Regions from separate parts of the Homo sapiens genome. Here region 1 is linked to region 2. A link is a loop called in an ENCODE intact Hi-C map of the cell type or tissue named here. Cell type or tissue: GM12878. All regions are shown on one strand.

Evidence for each region. Hi-C counts contacts between places; a loop is a spot of excess contacts. Peaks named below come from ENCODE experiments on the same cell type or tissue, not always from the same donor. Only the 100,000 strongest peaks of a DNase experiment are listed, where the experiment ranks them.
Region 1: a loop joins it to region 2, with 4 times the contacts of the local background. A loop is called at or near these places in 4 of 110 quality-filtered maps.

The regions. Positions count from the first base shown.
Region 1 is chr10:9,339,114-9,347,113 of GRCh38, forward strand. No RefSeq gene overlaps it. Among named protein-coding and RNA genes, the nearest start is that of LINC00709, 68 kb to the left of the region's middle. RefSeq lists an enhancer at 3,745-4,261. In GM12878, a CTCF peak has its summit at 3,945 (motif pointing right); no DNase peak of the experiment used is centred here.
Region 2 is chr10:9,738,125-9,746,124 of GRCh38, forward strand. All of the region lies in intron 3 of LINC02663 (long intergenic non-protein coding RNA 2663), which reads right to left. Among named protein-coding and RNA genes, the nearest start is that of LINC02663, 140 kb to the right of the region's middle. In GM12878, no CTCF peak of the experiment used is centred here; no DNase peak of the experiment used is centred here.

The DNA.
Region 1 (8,000 bases), 400 kb before region 2:
AGATGTGTAGATATGTGGAAGATGGATAAGTAGATGAATGGAGCTAGGGTCTGAATGTTTATGTCCCTCACAAATATACATGTTGCAATCTAATCATCAATGTCATGGTATTAGGAGGTGCATCATTGGGAAGTGATACGGTCATGAGGGCAGAATCATCATGATTGGGGTTAGTATTCTTATAAAAAATACTGCAGAAGCTCCTTTTCCCCTTCTACCATATGAGGTCACACAGAGAGAAGGTTCCATCTGTGAACTAGGAAGCAAACCTTCACCAGATGCCAAATCTGTTGACTCCTTGATCTTAGATAGTCCAGCCTCCAGAACTATGAGAAATAAAGTTCTGTTGTTTATAAGATACCTAGTTTATGGTATTTTGTTATAGTAGCCTAAATAGATTAAGACAGATGGGTAGAGAAATAGAAATAGAGATATAGAACAATGATAGATAGATAGATAGATAGATAGATAGATAGATAGATAGATAGACAGACAAACATAGAGAGAGAGAGACACAGAGAGATTGATAGATATTGAAAGAAATTGGCTTACATGATTGTGAGAGTTGCCTAGGCGAGTCCAAAATTTATATAGCAGGCAATTACCATGGATAAGACAGAGACACTTGGGGAGGAGATGAAGCTATTATCCACTAATGGAATTCCTTCTTCCTCAGGGAAGTATCAGTTCTGCAAATAAGGCTTCCTTCGAGGAGGACCAAGACAACTAAACACAATCACCAGCCTCAAAAAAGCTTATCTTCCAAGGGGGATAGAGCAAAGGACTCAACAATTAAAACAGGATGTGGTGAGTGTCATGGCAGAGATAAGCCTGGCATGCAACAGAAACACTGAGAATGGGTAACTAAATTTGGCCTGAGTCTGCACTTCTTGGAGGAATCCATATACAGTATTCCCCCCTTCTTTTAGTTCCCTTTGTGTTGCTAAAAAGGAACACTGGCACTGGGTAATTTATACAGAGGCTTATTTTGACTCATGGTTCTATAGAGTATATAAGAAGCCTGGGGCCAGCATCCGCCTGGGTGACAGAGAGAGACTGTCTCAAAAAAAAAAAAAAAACAGAAACGAAAGAAGAAAGAAATTCTGCTGTGTGACATAAATAGAACAAAATAATTAACAGTAATAATAACAATATTGTTAAGCTCTAAATAATGTAAGGAAACTCAACAGCACAAAAGAAGGGTCTACAAAATAACCAGAACCACTAGCTGCTATTGAAGATCCATGACAGAATGTGCAAATCATTCAAGAGAAGCCACTAAAATGATTTGCTGGCTTTAGAGTAAAGAAGACAAAACACTAATAAATCCTTTCAATAGATTCAAAAATAATTTGTAATTTACAACTGTTTCTGTTGAAAACTGTTAGACTTGGGATAATGGATACTTTCTTAATGACATATGTTAGAAAACAGCAGCAAAAATAATAATAATGACAGGTTTCCAATACAATCAGAAATAAAAAATAGTAGAGGAGGAAGAGAAAAAAAGTCTCTATATTTAGACTTAAAAAGGCATGACAATCAATAGAAAAATAATGAAAAATTATAGATGAGTTTGAGTGTGACTGGATGCCAGAATAACATACAGAAATTAATGATTCTCAATGTATTAGTGATCGCAATTTTGTAAAAATAAAAGAAATAAGATTCCTTTCTCAAAATACACAAAATATCTAGGATTAAACCTAGGAAGAAAAGAATACAGTTTAAAGAAAGAAAGCTATAACATTTTACTGATAGATTAAAAAAGTAATTTAAGAACAAGAAACACTGTTTCTGAGTGAAAGTTTTAACATTGTAAACAGTATTGAAGCTTTTCATTAGGAACACAACAGGGTGGCTAGTTAATAATAACTGAATTGTATATTTTAAAATAAAGAGCATAATTGGATTGTTTGTAACTCAAAGGATAAATCCTTGATGGGTACCCCATTCTCCATGAAGTGCTTATTTCATATTTTATACCTATATCCAAACATCCAATGTATCACACAAATATATACATCTACTATGTACCCACAAAAATTAAAACAGAGACATATCAACCTTTGAAAAAAAAAGAGAGAAAAGTTTCCATATTACAAAGAGCAAATTTCCTTTAAAATTAATCCATATATTCAATCTAACCACAATCAAAATCTCTAAGGGATATTTGAAATGAAATTTTACAGGTTGATTCTGCAGTTCAATCTGGAATGATAATATGTAAATAAATATCAGATGAATTAAACTTAAAAATGAAACCATTTATTAGACAGAAAATATTAGAACATAAAATGTATCTTTGCCATATTGCATTAGAAAATTCCTCCCTAAATAAGACACTAAATCCAGAAGCCATAAAGACTAATGACAGATAGGACTACGTATAAATATGAAACATCTCCATAAATGGGTTTTGAGGCCCAAAGACATGTAGGAAGATTTGTTGGCTATTTAATATGTAAAGAGGTGGCATCCTACTGAGAACCACTCACTTTGGTAGTCCAGGTAGCTAGCAACAGGCACCCCGGCAGACTCCTGTGATTCCAGTTCTTTCTGGTTTCCTGAAGGCTAGTTCTTGGCATCAGGGGTCTCTATTGCCCAGTCATTCTAATGGTTTTGCAAACATCGACTTCTCCATCAAATTCCTTCCTTTTTAACATACCAGGATTATTTCTATTGGTCTGATTGATCCTGATTAATATGAATTTTCTCTGAAGAGAGACAGAGACTCACATTTATCCTATTCTCCATCTCAGCAACTTTATAGGACATGAGTGTCATGCTGATAAATGGCGGTTGAGAGGCTGCACCCTCCACTCTGCTTTTCCTCTTTTTCTCCTAAGCAGGATGGCTAATTCCACCCATACGTTCACTTCCATCTTTATCTCCAGCCCCTTCTCATGACATCACCTTATCACACATAGAATAGTACTCAAAGTCTGTCTAGGTCCGCTCCAGAGCCCTTCCACGGTACAGTTAATTACCTGGCTCTCCCAAAATATTGATCTTAAAATCACTACTTAGCAGAATTCTCACAGTTTATTTTCTGTGATGTGTGTGCTTGATTTTTGTAAGCATTAGCTAATAAGCACATGATTCAAATTACAGTTTTTTCTGATACTTCTTTACTTTTTTTTTTTTTTTTACCTTTGGCTTATAGTTTTACTCTTTTCCATTATTAGGAATTAGGACAGAAAAAGAGACAGGAGAGAGAGAGAAAAAAAAGAAAGAGAGATATGAGAAAGAGAGAGGTAAGAGAGAAGAGAGAGAGGTAATTATTTTCCTTAATTTTTAGATGCCATTTTTGATGGCATGTCACCATTATAAAAAGAGCCCTTTGCTAGACAGAATTCAGAAAACACTCATAGACCTCATTTGATATATCTCTCATCGATAAAGCCTATGTTTCTATTTCACCTCATCAAGAAATCCTAGTAGATTGTAAGCTCATTTCTCATCTTTTATCTTTTTTCCTCCTTCTCCTGCTGGGAAAGCCTTCTAAGTCATTTGAGGATAACAAGTAATAAAAATCTAGTTATTTGATGAAGAACAGTCCATTGGAATGCCAGGCATAGTAGGTCAATAATTACTCAGAAGTAAACAAATTGACTTACTTTCAAACATAGAAGAAGCAAAAGAAAATTTTCTGCAAATTATAAAGAGGGAATATATTATCCTAATTATCCTTCCAAAACATAATGCTGGAAAATAAGTATCTCTTCAGTTGCCATTGTTGGCAATGCAGAAATCTCAAAACAATAGCCTGCATTTTAAACGTGTTCTGTATGTATTATTGATACCTTCCTATTATCTAAAGTACATACGTGAATTATGATATAGAAAGCAAACCTTTTGCCCAACATTAGCTTTTTTTCCCACCTAAAGATAAAAGCCTACAGAATTAAAGGCTATCACATAGCAACCAGCAGAGAGCAGTAGAGAACTTCTCGAGTGCCTGCTGCTAAGCTCTTTGTTTCTGCTGTTTTAACTTTGTGTATAGAACAATCATTGAGCTGTCAGGCTAAATTAGCACAGAAATTCATGGAATCTGTTCAATCCAAACCACCTCCTTTTCCCAAAAATTGTTCTGCAGTTTACTGTAGCACATTAAGTTATGAAAGGGATATTTGCATGTTCTAAATTAATTTGATGGAAAATACGAAAAGGCAAAGAAAAGCAACATGGCCTTTGAAATTGCTTACATTATTCATATGGGAAATTCTTTAGCATAGGATGGTTCTAAGCTATGATCAAGTGGTGCTAACCCAAGCTTTCTTCTTTAGTGACTTGGCATTTAATATTATGTATGTATGTATTTTGGACTAAGCCTCTTCCGATAAAATCAAGTAGAAAATGAAAACCATCCTAACTGACTTCCCTTTAACATAGTTTTGCATTGACTGCATGATATATTTCAGAGTGGTGTTCTAGGTAAGGAGAGGAAAAAAACACAAAAAAGTCAGTCTTAAAAATCCTCAAGTCATTCAAAGACCATGCTGCCCTTGTTCGTATACACATTATTTGCACTGAATCTCCTGTAACACTCTGGTAAGAAATGACTAAAGAAATTTTAAATCCATTTAATTCATTAAATAAAAATAATATCTTATTCTGTCATAATTCTATTCAATTCAATTCCCATCAAATCAATGAAATTAAAGTTATTGTGCTGCTGTTCTGATTAGGCCACAAACTTTTCAGGGTTCTATAATTTTTTTTTTTTTTTAAGATGGAGTTGTGCTCTTTTTGCCCAGGCTGGAGTGCAATGGCACAATCTCGGCTCACTATAACCTCCACCTCCTGGGGTTCAAGTGATTCTCCTGCCTCAGCCTCCTGAGTAGCTGGGACTACAGGCGCATACTACCATGCCCAGCTAATTTTGTATTTTTAGTAGAGATGGGGTTTCACCATGTTGGCCAGGCTGGTCTTGAACTCCTGACCTCCAGTAATCCACCTGCCTTGGCCTCCCAAAGTACTGGGATTACAAGAGCGAGCCACTGCACCCGGCCAGAGTTCTATAATTCTTATGTGTATTATTGAGGGGTAGAGAGAACATTGGCTAAAACATTTGAAAATTGCTTGTGGCTTTGATCTGGATACTTAATGTGGTGTGCTGCTGAAAGTTTTATTGCATCTTGAGATGCTTGAATGTAAGCAACAGAAAACAACTTTAGCCAATTTAGACAATTAATATTTATTTAAAAGAATACTTCATAGCTCATAAAATCTCTGAGAGGCCTGGAGACCTACCTGGTCTTGGAGCACAAGGAGTCAGGAACCGCACCTGCAGGTATACTATAAACTGGTTTCAAGAACACACCTTAGGAATGATATCATAGGCATCAACAATGCGCAGGGTGGAGTGCTGAAAGAGAGCTGCTGTCCTTGCTGTCTACAGAAACCAGCACTACCTTCTTCTACTGCCGCCATCCTTGACAGAACGGATTTGGTACATTTATGCCTCCCTGCACCTCTAGCTTCTGTTTCAAAGACTGAGGTTGGCCTATTGATGACTACAGCCTAGAACATGTTCCCATATCTTCCCTACAGGGGAAGAGGGGGAGTGAACATTTTGACTGACGCTGCCCTGGTGGTTAGTAGGCTTTGCTACCTCAGGTGCTAATTCCTCACAGGTGAAAAGGGTATTCGCATCAGGTGACAGGAGCAATGGCATAGATCTACAACATATACTCCTCAGCAGCTGAAATTCATTTAGCACAGATCTATACATTTCGTACTGGGTTCCAGTAATAATGTAGTTGCTGAGGATACAACCATGAACAGTACAGATCAAGATACTTGCCACTGTGGAGTTTACATTCAGGCAGGGGAGGAAATACTAAAACAAGAGACCACATAAATTAATAAATTATAGAGTTTTGTTGGATAGTTAAAAAATAAATTATAATGATTAAAGTACCTTTAGAGAGAGATGTTGGGGGAGAGAGAGAAGGGAAGGTAGGTGGAAAGATGCTTTCACCTAACCAAACCTATCCCTTATAAAAATAAATCATTCCCTAATCAGGGTCAACTCAAAAGTCTCCTAGGATAGCATAAACAAATCCAAGTTAAGGATTTCTAGTTATGGCCACTTCTTTATTTCAATTATGATTCAGATTCCCTATTCTGTAATGTTATTGGTCCATAGGTCATCATTTTCCTTCAGTAGTTTTTCTTTTTTTTTTTTTTTAGACGGAGTCTTACTCTGTAGCCCAGGCTGGAGTGCAGTGGCACGATCTTGGCTCACTGCAACCTCCACCTCCCAGGCTCAAGAGATTCTTCTGACTCAGCTAGGACTACAGGCATGTGCCACCTCACCCAGCTAATTTTTGTATTTTTAGTAGAGACAGGGTTTCACCGTATTGACCAGGTTGGTCTCAAACTCCTGACCTCAGGTGATCCGCTTGCCTTGGCCTCCCAAAGTGCTGGGTTTATAGGCCTGAGCCACTGCACCCTGCCCCTTCATTAGCTTTTTAATGTCTACAAGATCAGTGGTAATGGTTCCTCTTTGATTTCTAATATTGTAATGCATGTCTTCTCTCTGGCTTTTGTTAGTGTCACTAAAGGTTTAAAAATTTTATTTATCTTTTCATAGAGCAACATTAGGTTTCATTGATTTTCTCTATTGTTTTTCACTCTTTAATTTCATTGATTCTGCTTGAATTTCCATTTGGGCTGCAACTTCAAATATACTTCAAATATACATTCTCTACATTCCAAAAATGGAGGGGTAGGCTATTGATTTTAAACCTTTCTTCTTTTCCAATGCATGCAGTGGATGCTATACATTTCCCTCTAAGCACTGCTTTTGCTGCATCTCACAAATATTGATGTTTTATGTTCATTTTTATTTAGTCCAAATAGTTACAAATTTATCTTGAGATTTCTTTGACCCATGTGTTAGAAGTGTGTTATTGAATATTCAAGTATTAATAGTTTGGGATTTTCCAGCTATCTTTCCGTGATTGTTTTCCAGTTTAATTCCATTGTGGTTTGGGAGCAGACACTGTAGGATTTCTATTGTTTTAAACTTGTTGAGGTGTGTTTTATGGACCAGGATGTGGTCTATCTTGAGGAATGTTAATGTGAACTCAAGAAGAATGTGTGTTCTGCTGATATTGGATACAGTATTCTATAAATATCAACAGATCTAGTTGATTAATAGTGCTGTTCATATCGTACACATCCTTTCTGACTTCTGTCTGCCTGATCTATTATTTAGACAGAGGGTTAAATTCTCCAGCTGTAACAGTGGATTTTCCTGTTTCTCTTTTGAGTTCTGCTAGTCTTTGTCTCATGAATTTTAATATTTGCTCTCTTGTTAAGTGCTTAGAGCTTTAAGACTGTTAAATCTTCTTGGAAAATTGATAACTTTATCACTATGTAATCCTCTCCTTTATCTGCAACCATCTTCCTTGATGTGGCATTTGATTTGTCTGCAAGTCATTTTGCTACTACAGTTTCCCTTTGACTACTGTTAGTGCGATACATCCTTTTTTATCTCTTTAAACCATATATGTCTACATGTCTAAAGCAGACTTCTTGTAGAAAACAAAGAATTAGGGCCTTTAAAAACAATTACTCTGTCTTTTAATCAGTGCACATAGAACATTCACATTTGAAGTGATTATTGATATACTTGGGCCAATATCTACTATGTTTGTAACTGTTTTCTATTTATGTGCTTGTTCTTTGTTTCTATTTTTGTCTTCTCTTTTTCTGCATTCTTTGATTTTAATTGACCATTTTATATGATTCCATTGTCTCATGTATTTGTTCATGTATTTGCTCTGTCGTTAAGTGTTTAGAGCTTTAAGATGGTTGAATCTTCTTGGAAAATTGATGACTTTATCACTATATAGTTTCTCCTTTCTCAACATATTAATTACGCCTCTTTGAAACAATTTTTTAGTTGTTGATCTAGAGTTTGCAATATACATCTATAACTAATCTAAGTCAAATATCTCTATCCTATTTCATGGGTAATGTCAGCA
Region 2 (8,000 bases):
CGAAACAACTGTGCTCCTGTGTCCTTAATATAATTGTTTTAGTCTGCTTTCTGTCACTGTAACAGAGTACCACAAACCGAATAATGTACAAAGAAAATAAATTTATTTCTTATAGTTCTGGAGGCTGAGAAGTCCAGCATCAAGGGCCTGCATCTGGTGAGGGCTTTCTTGCTGGAATATAACATACATGGTGGAGGGCCTCACATGGTAAGAGGGAAAGAGTATGCCAGCTCAGGTCTCTCTCCTTTTTCTTATAAAGCCACTAGTCCCATCACGAGGCCATAACCTGATGACTTTATCTAATCATAATTACCTCCCAAAGGCCCCACCTCCAAATACTATCAACATATTAATTTTGGGATTAAGTTTCTAACACGTGAAATTTTGGAGACTTATTCAAACCTCCTATTTTTTTTTTAACTTTCAACCTACAACACTCACAGCATGGAGCAGTGGAAAACCTTGTGTGGTATTACCTTTAGGTTAGTAAAAGACAATTCTATTTAACATATATTGTGAAAAAAAACACATGTGGAGTATCTTCTTGTCTTCTTCTTATGGCCTAATTTTTACCTTATTTTAAACATACATAAAGTTGTATAAGCCAGAAACCAGGTGGTATCTTAAAAGAGGTCTATAGTTCACATCCATTTCTGTTTAATGTCATCAAGTTCTATTGATTCTCTCTCTTAAATAGGGCTTAATCTGCTCACCTTCCATGCATATATAACCAGCTCCAAATCCAAACTCCATCATTTCTCCTGTGGACCACTACAATGGACTTTAAATAAATCTACTAAAATATAACATTCATCTTGCAGCAAGAACACTAAACATATCCAGAATATTTAAAATATAGTATAGCATAGATATATACCAATCAGAAATAAGGCCAGCCATAAATTACTGGTACAACTGTACTAGAATATACCAACACTGGCTATGATCATATAATTCAAGTCTCTATATAATCTTGCATTTATGGAATAAGTCCATAGTTACAGAAAATTTTGGTGTAAGCGTTTTCTCAGAATTATTATTCTGATAGGCAAAATGATTGGGACCAGAAGGAGAATTACAATTGATATCTATCATACTTATTTGTTAACATGTGTAGTCTAGGGTCCCCCAATACTCATTTCACATATGGCAGAGACTCCCTCAGTCTTGTTAAGCACTGTAATTTCATTTCCTATAGTGGTACCCGATACTTAGTAAAGCCAAGTAAATAATGAATTACTAAATCAATGGCTGACTGAATGAATAAATACATGATTATATGGAGGAAGGTTAAAGTTTAATACAATTAAAATCAACAGTATCAACAAATCAATAATCTCGCTCTTAGCTATCATTTTATTCTCATCTCCCACCAATTTTCCTGTATTTCAGTGTCTTAAACTTGTTCACTTTCTACTAAACTCAATGGCTTTACAAGCACTGTTTCTTCTAAATAAATTATAACTTCCTCCTTATTTGACTGGCTAACCCCTAATCACTTCTGCATCTCAGTTTAAATGGCCCTTTATGTTCTTAACTCAATTCAGTTCCTTTATTTCCCTATACCTTACCTTTTGCATATTTATCACAATTATATTCAAATACTTTTTTGTGTAATTGCTTTAATAGCTATTACCTATCAGGCAGTAAGCCCTGTTTACCTATCAGACAGTAAGCATGTTTACCTCAGCCACAAGACAGTGCCTTGCAATAAGAGGGTCTCAATAAGCATTTATTGAAAAAAATACATTAATTTAAATGTAAATTAACATTTTCAAAATAAGTTAGTATCATTTCTATACTGACAATGTCTCATAGAAATTAAAACATTTTATAAATCTACATTTTTTAGGTTTTCCATTTTGGGCAAAAATTAGAAAGGAAAATTATTGCAGGAATTTTTCTAGTATAGAGAACATTAGGTATTTGTTAACATATCTGTGTGTGTGTGTGTGTGTGTGTGTGTGTGTAAATTAACTGAATATATTATTAGTCTGGTAAGAAAATGAGGGAGATCTTTGGAGGTCAGATATTATAAAAATGCATATATCCATGAAAGAACACAAGCACTGAAGTTTTGTTTTCAAGGAGGCGACAAATAATCTTTACATGTGCATGAGATAGGAGAAAATCCCTGGAACCTCATGCAAGGTGGGAATAAACCAGAGAATCACACACAGACCCAAAATAACTGAAAAGCAACAATTTTAATAGGAGAACTAGGAAAAAGCTGTCTCTGGATGCAGAAATTTGGGGAATGTTTAACTGACTTTTCTTCAGAAAGAAGAAAAAACTTTCGGATTTCTATGAGGGCTATGGCTAATATTTATACTACTACATGTGCTAAAAATCTCTATTACAAAAATTTCAATTGACTTTGTCTGAATTGGTAGTAATCCATGAACTTGACAAATATATGGACCATGGAATTGGCAAATACAAATTTCCTGGGAAATATCATGTGAATCTAGAGCACAAACACACAATTCCAAAGAGTCTAAGTTCAGATTTTTAAAAATCTGTATGTAGCAAATAAGGAAACAATTCATTATGAACAGGAATGAGCTGAAACTAAATACCATAGTAAATGGTGTGCTACAACCAAAGTTATTAGAAGTAATACATACAATATATAACATAAGCATATTTTAGCATATTTCCTTAAATAAATAAAAACATGGATGTACTACAGGAGAAGAAGATAATATAAAGTTAGGAATCATATTTGAAAAAAACAACTAAAACTATTACAAATTGAAATATTATTACTGAAATTTAAAAACAAATCAATGGATTAATTAACCAGATGAACCCCCACTGGGAGAAGTAATAGGTGGGCTAAAATACAGGACTGAGAAAATTAGAGAGAAGTCAAGAGAGAGAAAAAAAATAGAAAAATATAGAAATTTTGGCTATCAAACTTAGTTATAGTTTCAGAGATGACAGGCTTGTATCAAAATAAACATCCCATATATAACAATTATAAAATGTAGTAGAAATAGAAAATTACAAAAAATTATAAAAATAACTGGAGGCTGCTCTGCCTATTGAGTAGCCATTCTTTTATTCCTTTTCTTTAGTATTGAACTTGATTTCACACACACACACACACACACACACGCACACAGACACACACACGAAACCTGAAAGGTGACCATAACTATGCAAAAGTGAAAGGAAAATTGGCCTCTTAAACAAGAATGGCATTGTTCTATAATTTTTCCACTGAGGCCACTTCTGGTCTGCACTTCTCAAGGTGTTACCTCCAGCAAAGAGTTGGAGTCCTTTTTCTAAATTTAAATATCAAAAGAACAGAGATCAGAATTACTAGAGACATCTGAAATTGAGGGAGAAAATCTTGAGAAGAATCCCCATAGGGAAACCTCTAAAACTGGCAAACAAACCACTCTCAAATCCTTGGGTGTTTCCTAAACTTTACAAGTATTGCGGTAATCCAAGTAGGAGAGCAATAACCAAAAAAAATGACAAAACTCAGCACCTATAAAACTGCTGTTTACCACAAAAGACAGAAATTTGAGTTAGTTAGAGGGGTAAGTAAACACCTTGAACTTTCAGATAGAATTCCTAAAAGGCCTTGTTTTAGGAGTAAGTCTATGTCTTTGGAATAAGGTAAAAGTGATCTGACATAATGGAATGTAAATCCAAACTTCGAGAAATGATCAACCTGTAATTTAAATGTCCACAAGAAGCAAAATGGTAGCTTTGAGAAGATAAAAATGGAATCCCACCCAAATCTCATCATGAATTGTAGTTCCCATAATCCCCACATGTAGTGGGAGGAACCTAGTGGGAGGTAATTGAATCATGGGAGTGATTTCCCCCATACTATAATAGTAATAACGAATAAGTTCTCACAAGAGCTGATGGTTTTAAAAGTGGCTTCCCCCTTCACTCAGCTCTCAATCTTCTCCTTCCTGCCTCCCCTTCCACCATTATTGTAAGTTTCCTGAGGCCTCCCCAACCAAGCTGAACTGTGAGTAAATTAAACCTCTTTCATTTATAAGTTACTCAGTCGTGGGTATGTCTTTATTAGCAGTGTGAGGACAGACTAATGCAATATTTAACCACGTATCATATACAAGGTCAAGTATATCAATCAGAAATAGCTGAATAAAGATGCAAACAATAGAAATATAACACAAGATAAAGAGAACAAGTAGTCAATAGAAACAGACCAAAAGATGATAGTAATGTTGAAAATAAGAAATGAAAACTAAAACATGAAAAGATAATCAAAATGAGTTAAATTTCTCAGCAGAGATTCAAATATTTAAAAAATAAAAATTATAGATGTGAAAAATACGGTATTTGATATGACAGTATTAACAGCAGATGGAGAAGAAAAAAATCTAAGATAAACACAAGTTTTACAATCTGAATAACAGAAGTGGAACAGGAACTTAAACTCTAATACAATAACAGAATATCAAATGCTCTAACATCAATTTAATTTGAGTCTCAGAAGAAGAATAAAGAAACAAGGGAACATAAAATAGTATTTGAAGCAATAATGGCTTAATGTATTCATGCAACATCAACTTGCAGATCTCAAAAGTTCAGCAAACCAACAAAAGATAATATCATTAAAATCACATGTAATATCATTAAAATCACACGTACCTATATAGCTTACAATAAAGTTCAAGAAAAACCTTTAAAGCAACCAGAATGTTAGGGTAGGAAAAACACATTTTATATAGAGAGAAATAATGGTACAAATTAAAGCTTCCTTTTCCTCACAGACATTGGATGCCATACAACAATAGGTAAAATCTCAAAGTATTGAAGAAAAAAAATTACAACTGTTATCCAAGAAATTTATCCAGGAAATAATAAAAGATACCTTTTACAAGTGGAAATGTAACTAAATGTTTTAAAATAATTTAAAAATAATTTTTTTAATTTTTTAAAATTTTCTAAAATTATTTTTTAGAATTATTTTATTTTAATTATTATCCTTTAAGTTCTAGGGTACATGTGCACAACGTGCAGGTTTGTTACATATGCATGCATGTGCCATGTTGGTGTGCTGCACCCATTAACTCATCATTTACATTACGTATATCTCCTAATGCTATCGTTGCCCCCTACCCCCACCCCATGACAAGCCCCAGTGTATGATGTTCCCCTTCCTGTGTCCAAGAATAATTTTAATAAAAAATGGATAAGATGGTACAGAGTTCCCACATACCCTGTCACCTAGTTTTCCCTATTATTAACATTTTATATATTATGGTCCATATAAAATCCACTGCGGTACATATAATACAACTAATGATGCAATGTTGATAGATTATTACTAAAGTCCACACATTACCCAGATTTTTAAAGTATTTACCTACCAAGAGCCAATCAAGGATACCAGATTATATTTAGTTGCCATGTCTCCTTAGACATTATTTTCTTGGCTGTGACACTTTCTCGGAATTTTGTTTTTAATGATAGACAATTTTAAGGAGTATTGATCAGTTGTTGTAGGATGCCCCCTGTTGAAATTTGTCTAGTGTTTTCTCTCACATGTTTCTCAGTTTTGAGAAAGAGGAATGAAGAGGTAAAGAGCCATTTTTAATCACATCATAGAGTTACACTCTTTAAACATAGTTTATTACTGTTGAAATTGACTGTAGCAACCTGACAGAGATCCTTTTTATCAAGTTTTGGTTTCCTGCTTGCCAGCTGCTCTCTTTGTCAGGAAGTCACTATGTAGTACAGCTCTCACTAAAGGAATGGGGAAGCAGGCTGCCCCTCCTTGAGTGTATATGCCTACATAAATTAGTTGGAATTCTGATGTTGTGAGACTTGTGTCTTCTTCATTTGTTTCTAAGCTTATTTACATGAGCATGGACTGAGGGATATTTATTTTATAGCTTGTGTTATAATCTAATACTATTTCATGTTTTGCTGAAACTATTTTGGCTTTGGCTAATGGGAGCTCTTCAGTTGGTCCCTATGTCTCTTTCACATAGCCTTATCAATGTGGAGTTTTTATTCGTTTGTTGTGAACACTTCCAGTTACTTAGTTGTTCAATTCAAGTATAGGAGTATAAGAGTAGAGCAGTATCAGAACTATTAACCTGTATTCTCATGGAAAACTTTACCGACTAGAATGCAGTCTTTATATACAGTTTATTTTGCCATTAGTTTTATAAGCTCAATTAATTATTTTTACTATAACTTTTATTTTAGGTTCAGGGGTCCATGTACAGGTTTTTTATCTAGGTAAATTGTGTGTCATGGGGATTTGGTGTATAGATTAATAAGTTATCCAGGTAATAAGTGTAATAATTTCTTAGTAACATAAGGTCAGCACTTTTTCCCCCACCCCCTTCAGTGAGATGGCTTCATACATTAGTAATAAAGTTAGATTCTCTTACCACAGCCTGTGCTCTTTTCAGGGATACCTGACCTCGTAATTTTTTTTTAATTTTACGGTTTACATACAACAATGTACATATTTGTCCTGTAATATTCTACGGGTTGAGACAATTGCAGTGTCATTTATCCACCATTGCCATATCATAAGGAATAGTGTCACTTTCCTAAAAGTTTCCTATAATTCACCTATACAACTCTCTCCCACTCATCCCCCAAAACCTGTGGAAGATGCTGAACTTTTTACTGTCTGTATAGTTTTACCTGTTTTACAATGTCATAAAAATGAAATCTTACAGTATGTAGACTTTTAACACTGTCTTCTTTAACCCAAGCAATTTGCATTTAAGGTACAGTCATGTTTTTTCCCAGCTTGATAGCTCACTTCTTTTGATCACTGAATAATATTCCCTTGTTTAAATATACCACAGTTTACCTATTCACCTTCTGAAAGACATCCTCGTTGTTTGTAGGTTTAGTTATTATAAATAAAACTATAATTTATGGTAATAAACCATCAGGTGAGATTCTTGGGTGGACATAATTTATCAACTCAGTTGAGTCCAATTACGGAATCATGTGGTATATTAGTTTATTCTCATGCTGCTATGAAGAAATACCTGAGACTGGGTAATTTATAAAGGAAAGACGCTTAATTGACTCACAGTCACACCTGGCTGGGGAGGCCTTAGGAAACTTACAATCATGGCAGAAGGCAAAGGAGAAGCAGGCACCTTCTTCATGGGAGGGCAGGACAAAGTGAGTGCAAACAGTGGAAATGCCAGATGCTAATAAAACCATCAGATCTTGTGAGACACACTCATTATCACAAGAACAGCTTTGGGGAAATTGCCCCCATAATCCAATTAATGCCATCTGGTCCCACCCTTGACACATGGGGATTATTACAATTCAAAGTGAGATATGGGTGAGGACACAGAGGAAAACCATATCATATGGTAAGGCTATGGGCTATGTTTGTTTTGGAAGAAAATGTTAACTCTTTCACAGTGACTGTGTCACTTTGCATTTCCACCAGCAATGAGTAAGGTTTCCCTCTTCTCATCACTCCCCACCATTTAGTTTTGTCAATGTTTTGGATTTTAGCCGTTCTAACAGGTGTGTAGTGATGTTTTAGTTTTTAAATTTGCAATTCACTAATGACATAGGATATGGTGCATCCTTTCATATGGTTATTAGTGATCTATCTTATTTGTTGGGATATCTGTTCATATCTTTTGCTTGTTTTTTAATTAGATTGTTCATTTTTAATTGTTTAGTTCTAATAGTTCTTTATACACTTTGAACACAAATCCTATATCATATTTATTTTGTAAATATTTTCTTCCAGTCTGTGGCTTATCTTTTGGTTATCTTAACGGTGACTCTTACATAAAAGTTTTTAATTTTAATTAAGTCCCACTAGTCAATTTATTTCTTAGTGACACACATTTGTATAATGTTCTTAATTCTGTGACATCTATTGAAGGGTTATCAAGTATAAACTATTTCATGGTAACTCTTTCTCTGATAAAACTTTATTTATTATCTAGAAATTACTGTTTGATTTTTAACTGTTTATCCAAAATGAAGGTATCTTTAAATAA